Regions from separate parts of the Homo sapiens genome. Here region 2 is linked to region 1. The links are chromatin loops, found by intact Hi-C in ENCODE. Cell type or tissue: mammary epithelial cell. All regions are shown on one strand. Each heading gives the region's core, and the rest is flanking DNA. Links, peaks and the distances in the headings are about the cores only. Region 1 overlaps SGK1 (serum/glucocorticoid regulated kinase 1). Region 2 holds the start of LINC01010 (long intergenic non-protein coding RNA 1010).

What was found. A loop is a pair of places that touch in the nucleus more often than their neighbours do. Peaks named below come from ENCODE experiments on the same cell type or tissue, not always from the same donor. Only the 100,000 strongest peaks of a DNase experiment are listed, where the experiment ranks them.
Region 2: a loop joins it to region 1, with 10 times the contacts of the local background. A loop is called at or near these places in 7 of 110 quality-filtered maps.

The regions. Positions count from the first base shown.
Region 1 is chr6:134,286,719-134,292,104 of GRCh38, forward strand. The region is part of intron 1 of SGK1 (serum/glucocorticoid regulated kinase 1); the gene reads right to left. Among named protein-coding and RNA genes, the nearest start is that of SGK1, 29 kb to the right of the region's middle. In mammary epithelial cell, for the core only: no CTCF peak of the experiment used is centred there; a DNase peak (open chromatin) is centred at 2,143; H3K27ac peaks cover 3,367 bases.
Region 2 is chr6:134,435,214-134,440,599 of GRCh38, forward strand. All of the region lies in intron 4 of CT69 (cancer/testis associated transcript 69), which reads right to left. It overlaps LINC01010 (long intergenic non-protein coding RNA 1010), which reads left to right and starts at 2,503. Exons shown (of 3, transcript NR_038217.1): 1 at 2,503-2,668. RefSeq lists enhancers at 689-1,888, 1,038-1,332, 2,490-2,549. In mammary epithelial cell, for the core only: a CTCF peak has its summit at 2,346; DNase peaks (open chromatin) are centred at 1,158 and 2,378; H3K27ac peaks cover 2,175 bases.

The sequences.
Region 1 (5,386 bases), core at 222-5,221:
AGCCTCCCAAAGTGCTGAGATTACAGGCGTGAGCCACTGTGCCTGGCCTAAAAACACAAATTTTTAAAAAAGAGTATATTTAGTTATCTGGTTATAGGTTATAGAAGTATAATTATTAATTTTGTTAGACATTATTTTGTGTGTAGAAAAAGACAAGGACTAGGGCTTTTTATTTTTTAAGGAATATAGTGATTTAGGTAAAGAGAGGTTGGGGGCATTTGGGAGTTGTATGTCTTATTTTGTTTTGTCTCTACAGTATTTTCTTGGAGAAGTCTTTTTTTGTTTTGTTTTTTGAGACGGAGTGTCACAGTGGTACCATCTTGGCTCACTGCTACCCCCACCTTCTGGGTTCAAGCAATTTTCTAGCCTCAGCCTCCCAAGTAGCTGGGACTTCAGGCACATGTCACCATGCCCAGCTAATTTTTGTGTTTTTGGTAGAGATGGGGTTTCACCATGTTGGCCAGACTGGTCTCAAATTTGTGACCTCAAATGATCCACCTGCCTCGGGCTCCCAGATAGCTGGGATTACAGGCATGAGCCACCACTCCCAGCCTTGGAGAATTATATGTTATAGAGTCAGGAGTTTTGTAAAATTATGTTGGCAAGTAGAAATGAATAAATATAATTTTTTTATGTTTGTTATTTTGTCCTATAAATTTTTTTGTTATAAATTAATTGTCTGGTTGTATTTATAAGATTAATGATTGTTTATATAGATAAGAAGGCTTTTTTTTTTTTTTTAAGGAAGATTGGTAATTTTGAGTTGTAGGAGTAAGGAATGAGTATTGGGCCTAGTGTGTATATTTGTCTATTTATTGGAAAATACGTTTTGGATTGTATTTATTTTTTATTTACTGTGATTTGGTTTTTTATATTTAATATAATATTTTAATAAGACTACTATAAGGATAGTATAGGTTGTGTATAATAGTATATATTTAATAGTATTAAAGTGAGTTGTAGATTGGAAAATGTGATAATGACTTAATAAAGTTAGAATATCAATTTGTACATTTTAAGATGAATTGTGTGTTTTTGTATTTACATGTATTAGAGTTTTTTTATGGAAAGTAATTTTGTACTATGCAAGAGACATAGGGGACCCTGTGCTCTATTTTGTTTTGTTGTTAAAGTATCTTTTGGAGAGCTGTATGTTGTCACAGAGTCAGGAGCTTTGTGAAGTTACTTTGTTGGCAAGCAGAAATGAGTAAACATAGCTTTTCATGTTTGTTATTTTGTCTTACACAAAGATGCCATCTCCTTACCTAACCTAAGATGTGACTCTAATAGATAAAATGATAAGGAACATAAACTAAGACAAGAGATCTCTTGGGATGTCTTCAGATCATGAGGGCTAAACATGACTCAGACCGGAAGGTTAGTGTTTACCAAGACCCTTCTTACAGCTGGGGAAAATGAAGGCAAATTAAGTTTAGCCTAAGCTAAAACAGGAGCAACTTGGTTATGGTAAAAAGAGATATTGCCCTATGGGAAGGGCTACTACAAGAATTCTTTCCATACTTAAACTTCAGTAGCAATCTGACAAGTTTTTAAGTGGAGTCTGAATGTAAAACATTCAGAGAGAACCCTTGGTCAGTAGCAGGATAGAGGTTGCAATAAACACAGAGAACTAGTGGCATTTCAAGGAACAGTGAGGAGACAGGTCTGGTTGAAGCAGAAGCTCTTTTGTGAGATCAGTAGAAAATACGCCTGGAGAAAAAGCCTGTTTAAAACTAAACATCTTTTCCAAGGGTAAAACATAAAATCCTTGAAATTAGGCTTTCTAATGGGCAAAGAGATGTCTTCAACCATTTTATGATGAGAAATACATTGGTTCATCCTCAGAGGTCTCTGAACAAAAAGGGGAACACATGTGAAGGTAGTCATGAGGGAGCCTCTGTGAATCATAAGGAGAACTGATTGCAAAACCAGAAGCCAGCAGAAACAAAACAATTCATAAAATTACAGAGGCGGTATTCGGAAGTTCTAAATACTTTTTTTTCCATCTCAGAAATGCTTGGTATCCTAATAATATTTTCTTTGTGATACGTTTTCTATACTCTTAGTAATTTTCCCTGGTCTTGATCTCATCATTAAAGAGGATGAAACCAACACCAGGAAATGTCCATAAGCAGGAAACCACATTTTTATTCCATCACTCATAAAGCATCATTCATAATAATCAGTGTCAGTTTAGCTATAGCAACAGATGCTAACATACACATAGTAAGAGCCTACAAAGGCTCTTTTAAATGTCAGTTTAATTTAAACCTTAACCTCAGATTTTTTCCACAGATACAGTGAGAAACCACAAAGATCCTCCTGTCCTAATGCTCCCTCCATACTCTGCAATAAAAGTTCTTGTTTTGGAAATAGAGAAACCTGTCTGAATCAGCAGTCTTGGCTTGCTGTGTCCTCCATGACCACACCACATGTTCCATACCTTTAGCCTTCATAGGGGCTGGAAAAAACTCTGTCTCCCTTGTCTACCCATTTTCACTGTGGAGTTCGGCTGCACATTTCAGGTGGAAAGGAGGTAGTGTACTAAAATTGCAAAGTATTTCTTTTAATTGGCAATGAATTTAAACAATATTCATTGATTCTTCCACTATGAACAAGCTAGTGTTCCCTGGGGGATAAACAGATGAATAATTGGATAAGCCTTTACTACTCAGGAAGTGTATAGTCTAGAGGAGTGCAGTCCAATAGGAATAGAATATAAACCACAGACACAATGTAAATGTTCTAATGGACACATTAAGTGAAGTAAAAAGAAACATGAAATTAATTTCAAACATATACTTTATTTAACTCAATGTACCCCCAACATTATCATTCTAAATTGTACTTAATATAAAATTATTAATGAAATATTTTATATTCTCTTTTTTTTTCCATACTGTGTTTAAAATCTGGTATGTATTTTACATCTAAAGTACATCTCGATTCAGACTAGCCACAATTCAGGTGCTCAATAGTCACATGTAGCTGGTGGCTACCACATCAGACCCTATAGGTCTCATATGTAGCAGAGAAAAAGACATACAGAGGCTGAGGCGAGCGGATCACTTGAGCACAGGAGTTCAAGACCAGCCTGGGCGACACAGTGAGACCTCTGTCTCTACAAAAAATAAAAAAGTAGCTATGTGGCCTGGTGCAGTGGTTCATGCTTGTAATCCCAGCACTTTGGGAGGCTGAGGCGGGTGGATCACATGAGATCAAGAGTTCAAGACCAGCCTTACCAACATGGTGAAACCCCATCTCTACTAAAAAAATACAAAAATTAGCTGGGCGTGGTGGCAGGCACTTGTAATCCCACTACTCAGGAGGCTGAGGCAGGAGGATTGTTTGAACCCGTGAGGGGGAGGTTACAGTGAGCCGAGACCACGCCATTGCACTCCAGCCTGGGCAACAAGAGCAAAGCTCCTTCTCAAAAAAAAAAAAAAAAAAAAAAAATTAGCTATGCATGTTGGCATACATCTGTAGTCCTAGCTACTCAGGAGGCTGAGGTGGGAGGATTGTTTGAGCGCAGGAGTTCGAGGCTGCACTGAGCTATGATCTTGCCACTACACTCCAGCCTGAGTGACACAGCAAGACCCTGCCTCTAAAAAAAAAAGAAAAGAAAAGAAAAGAAAAGAAAAAGACTTGTTGGAGCCTACTCCCACTCTGTGGAGTGTACTTTTGTTTCAATAAATCTGTGATTTTCTGTCAAAAAAAAAAAACAAAGACAAATGACAGCAATACAAGCTCCATTTGGTTTGGGATGAGGAGGACATTTTCCATGGAAGAGATGGCACTTGAAATTAATGTTCCAAATAATGGTTGTGAGTTGAGCAAGCAGAGACAGAAAAAATGAAGAGTGTAGTTCACAGTGAAGGACCCGTAGAAGCAATAACTTAGGGGAGGAAAATGGCAGGGCGCTGCAGCTCTGTTCAATACATGGAGCTTCTCATTGTGCCTCAGATAATGACAGAACTTCTTAAGGAGGCCTGCGAAGTCCTAGCTAGTTTATTTTCTACTTTGCTGTTCAAACATATTCCCTATTTTCAGGCTCTCTGCTTGAGCCACAGAAGTCTCTGGGCCACCTCCTATAAACTACTCATGTCTTCCCACCCAGGGCTTTACATGTGCAGGGCCCTGCCTGGAACTTATCTGGTTTGGCCCATCATTGTTTCTAGCACCTAGCAGAGGGCTCAGCACATATTCAGTCCTCAAAAAATATATTGAAGTGAATGGATGAGTGATTTGAGAGGCAGGTAGGGAAGAAGATGATGAGAAGGCAGGAAAGGTTGCTTGAGGGCTTGTTGCTGAGGGCCTTGGGTGCCACATTAAGGGTTTGCAATGAATTCAGTGAGCAAACCAGGTCCATGCCTCTAATCTACATCTTAATAGGACTTGCATATTAGATACTGAGCTGCAGCTCAGCCACGTGTGGGATGATTTGGAGTGAAAGGTAGGCAGTGAAGCGCCCTGTTAGGAGCCCTCTGAAGGAGTCCAGAGGAGAATCAATCAGGCCTCCTTACTGTAGCAGAGCGGTGGATGTAGGCATTAGTTACACACTTAAAATAAAAATTACAGGAGGCTGTTGAACTAAGCTCCTGCACTAGGCCCCAACAGACCGGACTAAAAATCAAAATGGAGTCACCTATGCTACAGTTCCACATCAGCAAACCCAAACTAAGTTGTTATCTGACCTTACGAGAAATCCAAAGAGAGATAACAGCCAATATCCCACACAGCCCAGTTTCAGTCTTCAGTTGGCATGATAATAAAGCCTTCTTTGCTTTGATCCTTATGCAAGAAAAGTGGCCTAAAGACACCTAATGTTAATCAGTTGTTTTTCTATTGTTCTGTCTCCCTGTTCTGCCTCACAAGGAAAGTAGCCTTAAAATGACGAATAACTCTTTGTTCTTTGTTTCTTTCTTCAGGCCTCCTCTGTCTATATAAAGCTAATCCCCTTTGCTTAGCTGATTGGAACACTTATTCTATTTTATGGGATGAACTGTTGCCTGATTCTAAAATTGCAATAAAGCCAACTGAAATCTTTAAACTACATTTGTGGCCAGGCACGATGGGTCACGCCTGTAATCCAACAACTTTGGGAGGCCAAGACAGGCAGATCACTTGAGGTCAGGAGTTCGAGACCAGCCTGACCAACATGGTGAAACTCCGTCTCTACTAAAAATACACATACAAAAAATAGCCAGGCATGGTGGCACGTGCTTTTAATCCCAGCTATTCAGGAGGCTGAGGGACAAGCCTTGAACCCAGGAGGCGGAGGTTACAGTGAACTGAGATCACACCGTTGCACTCCAACCTGGGTGACAGAGCAAGACTCTCTCTCAAAAAAAAAAAAAACACTAGATTTTTTGAAATTTTGTTTTTT
Region 2 (5,386 bases), core at 265-5,264, 150 kb after region 1:
TGTGATCTCGGCTCACTGCAACCTCCACCTCCCGGGTTGAAGTGATTCCCTGCCTCAGTCTCCCAAGTAGCTGGGATTCAAGGCGCCCACCACCAAGCCCGGCTAATTTTTTGTATTTCTAGTAGAGACAGGGTTTCACCATGTTGGCCAGGCTGGTCTCGAACTCCTGACCTCAGGTGATCTGCCTGCCTCAGCCTCCCAAAGTGTTGGGATTACAGGCGTGAGCCACTACACCCGGCCCCAATCTTGATTTCTAATACCATTCTCCAATGGTTACTTGGAGACATGGCTGATTTTAGGACGGGGAAGGGAATACCTAAGATAAGCCTGCAGCATCTTGTAGTTCCAGAAGGCAAGGAGGCACTCAAATGAGAGCAAAAAATAAAAAAATTAAAAAAAAATCCACAGTGATGGGAATATGTCAAAAAGACACACGGCTGAAAAAGTTCCCAATGGCCAAAACTGAAACAATTTAAGCAAATCAATCAATCGATCAACAGTGCGCTGTTGGACTATAACTCAAAGCTTAAGATAAATATCCACATGCCCATACTGATGAAAATAAGTGATTAAAGAACTGAACAAATAGGAGAGAGTAGACAAATCCTCAGTGCAGAAGAATTCCAAATGATTTTTGTAAACCTAATTTTTATACCTATAATTTTCATTTCAATGTCATAGAAAACTAAGTGAATTACTATGAATACTATATTTGTAGAGGAAAGACTAAGGGATGGTAAGGCTGCAGAGCATCCTGTAATTAAAATGAGAAAACCGAAAGTCAAACAAAGTCATCAGTGGGCAGATTTTTATATACTTCAGCCTTAGGTTTCCTTGGTAATAACCCTATCTGGCAACTACTACTTATTCCTACATAGATCTTAAGAACACAGCTCTCTGGAGTCTCCTCATACCTATTTGAATAACGAGGTGTATGTGTCCTCATACAAGAGCACATTCACTTCCACCTATGCACACCCTCGAGAAGAGAAAGGAATGGAATATTTTTGTTTTTATTTGTAGCTAAAACAAGATTTCACTGTTTACTAGTTTCTAAATACCAAAACAATGATGGGATTCTGTCATCTTCCTGGTCACTTACTGCTCATCGCTCACTGTGTGGGGAGTGCAATGAGTCAGTGGCAAATGCTCTGCAGACACGCCCCTTGTTCATCTGAAACGCACAAAGGAGGGGTGGGCTGTGTGACTAAGCCTGTGTGTGGATTCTTACAGTAAGTTATGTTTCTGAGAAACAGGCACTAACAATAGCTCATTTAAAAAACAAAACACAACGAAATAAGCACCATTACAATTGGTGAAAAACATGTTTAATCTTTTGCCTAAGAAAGTTTTGATAGCCCAACATAATTGAAATGGTGGCTATGCATCGTTCCACCCTAGTTACTCTTAACGGCATGTTTTGAGTCACCAAACGTGCGTCCTGCTCAGCCTTGCCCAGGCAACTGTGAACGACAGCCCTTTCCAGAGGACCTCAGAATGACAGGGGCATGTCACAGCACCTTCCTTTCTTCCAAGAAATGCCAGGTCACAGGGGGTGTTCACTTATTCTCAAGTGACATTCTTGTCCTTAAAATATTTTTTTCCTCCATTATGGTTGTGACAATTGTTAGCATAAATATTAGCCTGAAAGAAGGACAATTCTTATGAAGCCCAAATTGGGTTTAAGTTATAAGTAACAGTTGTGTTTTTAAAAAATAACTCATCCTCATCATACAACCAGATAAAGTAGAAATCAATTGTCATATAAGATATACAAAATTTGGGTATAAATAAAAAGATAACAACTGGATTAAAATGATCCTTTGCCATATTTTACTCTCTTGGAAGTGAACTCTGAGCATACATATAATGATATGCCTAAAAAGTGTCAATGACACAGCTATTTTCAATGAAATTAAGGAAATAAAAGACCCAAAATGCTCATACTTAAGATTTGTTAAACCTTATCCCTGGTCAACATTCTATGCAGATCTGAAACTGAAACTATTGCAAAATGATGCAAGACTGTAAGTACTCTCTGGAGTTTGGGTGCATTATTTTTGTAATTCCTTTTATGTAATGGAACTATTTCTTTTTCCAGGGCCATATAAACACCTGAAGAGAGGACGATGTCAGGTCGACAGATTGTGGAATTTAGATTCAGCACCTAAGCTATTTGAGGTTGACACTCACTGAAATCTTGAGTGTTTGCACCTGCTGTGGAATAAGTCATTGTCCTTGGACACCTTACAAGGTGGAGTTTGTGCACATTTGGGAAGAAGGAGGCGGCTGGCAGAGTGACTTCCTTATCGACCCACTCACCAGCATCTCCATCTCCCTCAGGGGGTGCTGTCCACCCACCGTGTTTTGTTTACATCAGTAGCAAAGACATATGAATCATCTTCCACTTTTTAGCTATGAATGAAGAAGTAACCTCTGACACCCACTAGTGCGACTGGCCCTTACATGCTGGTATATGTCAGACTCTTAGCATCACTCTCATTTCATACTGCTGTTGATGATGTGAATTTTGGAAATATTCTCCCCTATTGGGTCTTTCTCCATGACAGATGATGTCCTTTGGCTTCGGTTTTTTGCCTAAGAACTGTAAGTGGTGCTTGCTAGCCCTACTAAGAATCCTGCCATTGTTGCAAATTTCAGAAAAAAGGTAATGCATTTAAGGAACTTTTCCCTTTGTTACAATTATTTTCTTTCTATATTAAGTAGCTTATAATTAGGATAAAGAGATTACAGAAACAGGGATGGAGAAGGACGGGTTGAGGGGAGGAGAGAGAGTGCTGGAGAGACAATATCATCACTAGGAAAAGACATGAGTAAAAAAATAGCGCAAACAAGAATTATGCTCCTCAAAAAAGAGCTTTCTGGTCACCTTGCAAGGATTCTATAAAAGTTACAGGTTACAATCGAAATAAGTAAAATATTTAGTTAACAAGGAAATGTGCATCGTGCACATAATTACTGAAAGTTATTACCAGTCACTGTGGTAGGAACTGGGGATTAGAGAGAGAACGGATCTGTAGTTCTAGCCTCAAGGAGTTACTGTTTAGCATTAGAGGCAAAATGAAAAAGTACTCATTGTTTCTGCCCATGTTTGCAAAAAGGGGACAAGTTATTGGTCCCCAAAGTAAATGAGATAATGAGAAAAAACTTCAGGGAAAAAACTGAGAATACTATAGCTGATTAACTTACTGTTTAGTTCTCTTAAAAATATCTACCTTCTTATCATTATAATTCTGGAATGAAAATCAGGAGGACTGCCTAGTACTGCCAATTCTGACAGTGATCTGGTAAGACATTTTCAATTATTTCCTCTGTAAATGTTTTAATATCAGATTAGAAATGTGTTTCTACTTTCTAATTTGTAACGTAAGACTTCAAAATCTGTTTGAAAACTACTGTAGAAAGTCTGTGTTGAAGGATAAAATTCCCCGATATTTTAGAATGGACTCTTTGCATTCAATTAATTTATTAGTTAAAGACAGTGATTAATGCATCCTAAAATATTTAGGGATGTAGTCTTTTCTAATTATTTCACTATAGCATAGAAGAATTGCTATTAAGAGTTGGCCAACAGGCCAGGTGCAATGGCTCATGCCTGTAATCCCAGCACTTTGGGAGGCTGAGGCTGGATCACTTGAGCCCAGGAGTTTGAGACCAGCTTGGGCAAAATGGCAAAACTCTGTCTCTGCAAAAATACAAAAATCAGTCAGGCATGGTGGCTTGTGCTTGTAGTCTGAGCTACTCAGAGTTGGGGGCTGAGGTGGGATTCGCCCGGGAGAAACGAATAGAGAGGTCTGGGTATGCAGGGATATAGGGTCAGGTTACCAAGTTAGCTGAGCACATCGGGTCCCCTGTGGATATTGCCACTTCAAAGAGGCTCAAAAGCTCTGAAATTTTATGAAGAATTTTCTCAGGTTTGGCAGATACGAAACTGTTGAACACTGTTAGAGAAAAATGGGGAAAAGTAAACTAAGGCCTATCCAAATTATTATTTTGAATTGCGTAGCTCAAGATGATTTGACCATCACATTAAATTTGTCCAATTAATTTGTCACATTAAATTTGCCAAATTAAAAGTGTATCATGTAGTGACTGATAGTAAACTAAGTACATGAAATTATGGGCATTCAGAAGATTTTTAAAGAACTGATTGGTTTTACTTTGGAACAGTAACAATGCAGTGAGGCATCTTGGGACAAAGATTGGAAGAGGAAGAAAGCCAGAGAATTGAGCCTGACATTTGGGAGCCACTTTTCCCCTTGAACAACAATAATAATGGCCCTTAGGCTTTCTGCGGAAAGGAGGGTGTTTGTTTAAAAAACAAAAAGACAGAGACATATACAGAGACAGAGAAAAAGAAGAAAGGAAAAGCAAAAAGATTCCAGAAATAAAGGGGAAAATATAACCCTTACCATGGAGGAAAATTACAATTCACTTGGATTAACCATAAGAAGATTAAAAAGTCATATATTGACCAATTTTAATGTTTTCTGGAAGAAGAAACACACCTTTTCACACTGTGAGCTGTACAGAAGCCGACTCTGTGGTTTTTGGTGTGTAAAAACATATAGTAATAATAATTATACCACTTTACACCTTTATGGTGTTTTGGGTTTACAGATTCTCCATACAGTTAATCTATTTTGGGTTTACAGATTCTCCATACAGTTAATCTATTTTGATCTTCATACCAAACCTATTCTAAATTGGGGTTTAGAGGAGGTGTGAGGCTGACAAAAAGATGTTCTGCTTTTTGTTCAGGACCTGTGCTCAGGGCTGTGTTCTCATTTTGAGGTTGGATTTTGTACACTCACATTTTCATTTATCTCTCTAGTGCTCAAGATATTCACAAACTTTTTCACTGTCAGGGATGCATAAAAGAACAATACTTTATTAGAGCTATATTCTAAGCCAACTGGGTCGTCGTACCTTAGATTCAAAGTTAGATTATGGCTCAAAATGAATCCTTAGCGTATTTCTGGTGTTCAAAAAGAATAGGTTGAAGCCGAGACGGGTGGATCACTTGAGGCCAGGAGTTCGAGACCAACCTGGCCAACATGGCAAAACCCCGTCTCTACTAAAAACACAAAAAATTAGCCAGGCATGGTGGCGTGCGCCTGTAAATCCAGCTACCTGAGAGCCTGAGGCAGAAGAATCGCTTGAACCTGGGAGGTGGAGGCTGCAGTGAGCCGAGATCATGCCATTGCACTCTGACCTGGGTGACAGAGTTGGACTATGTCTCAAAAAAAAAAAAAAAAAAAAAAGAATAGGTTATTTTATATTTCCTGAATTACATGTAGTTGTAATGCCTTGCTCAGGATCTTGCCTATAGTGGCAAAGAAATATTGCTTAAAATCGACTCTTG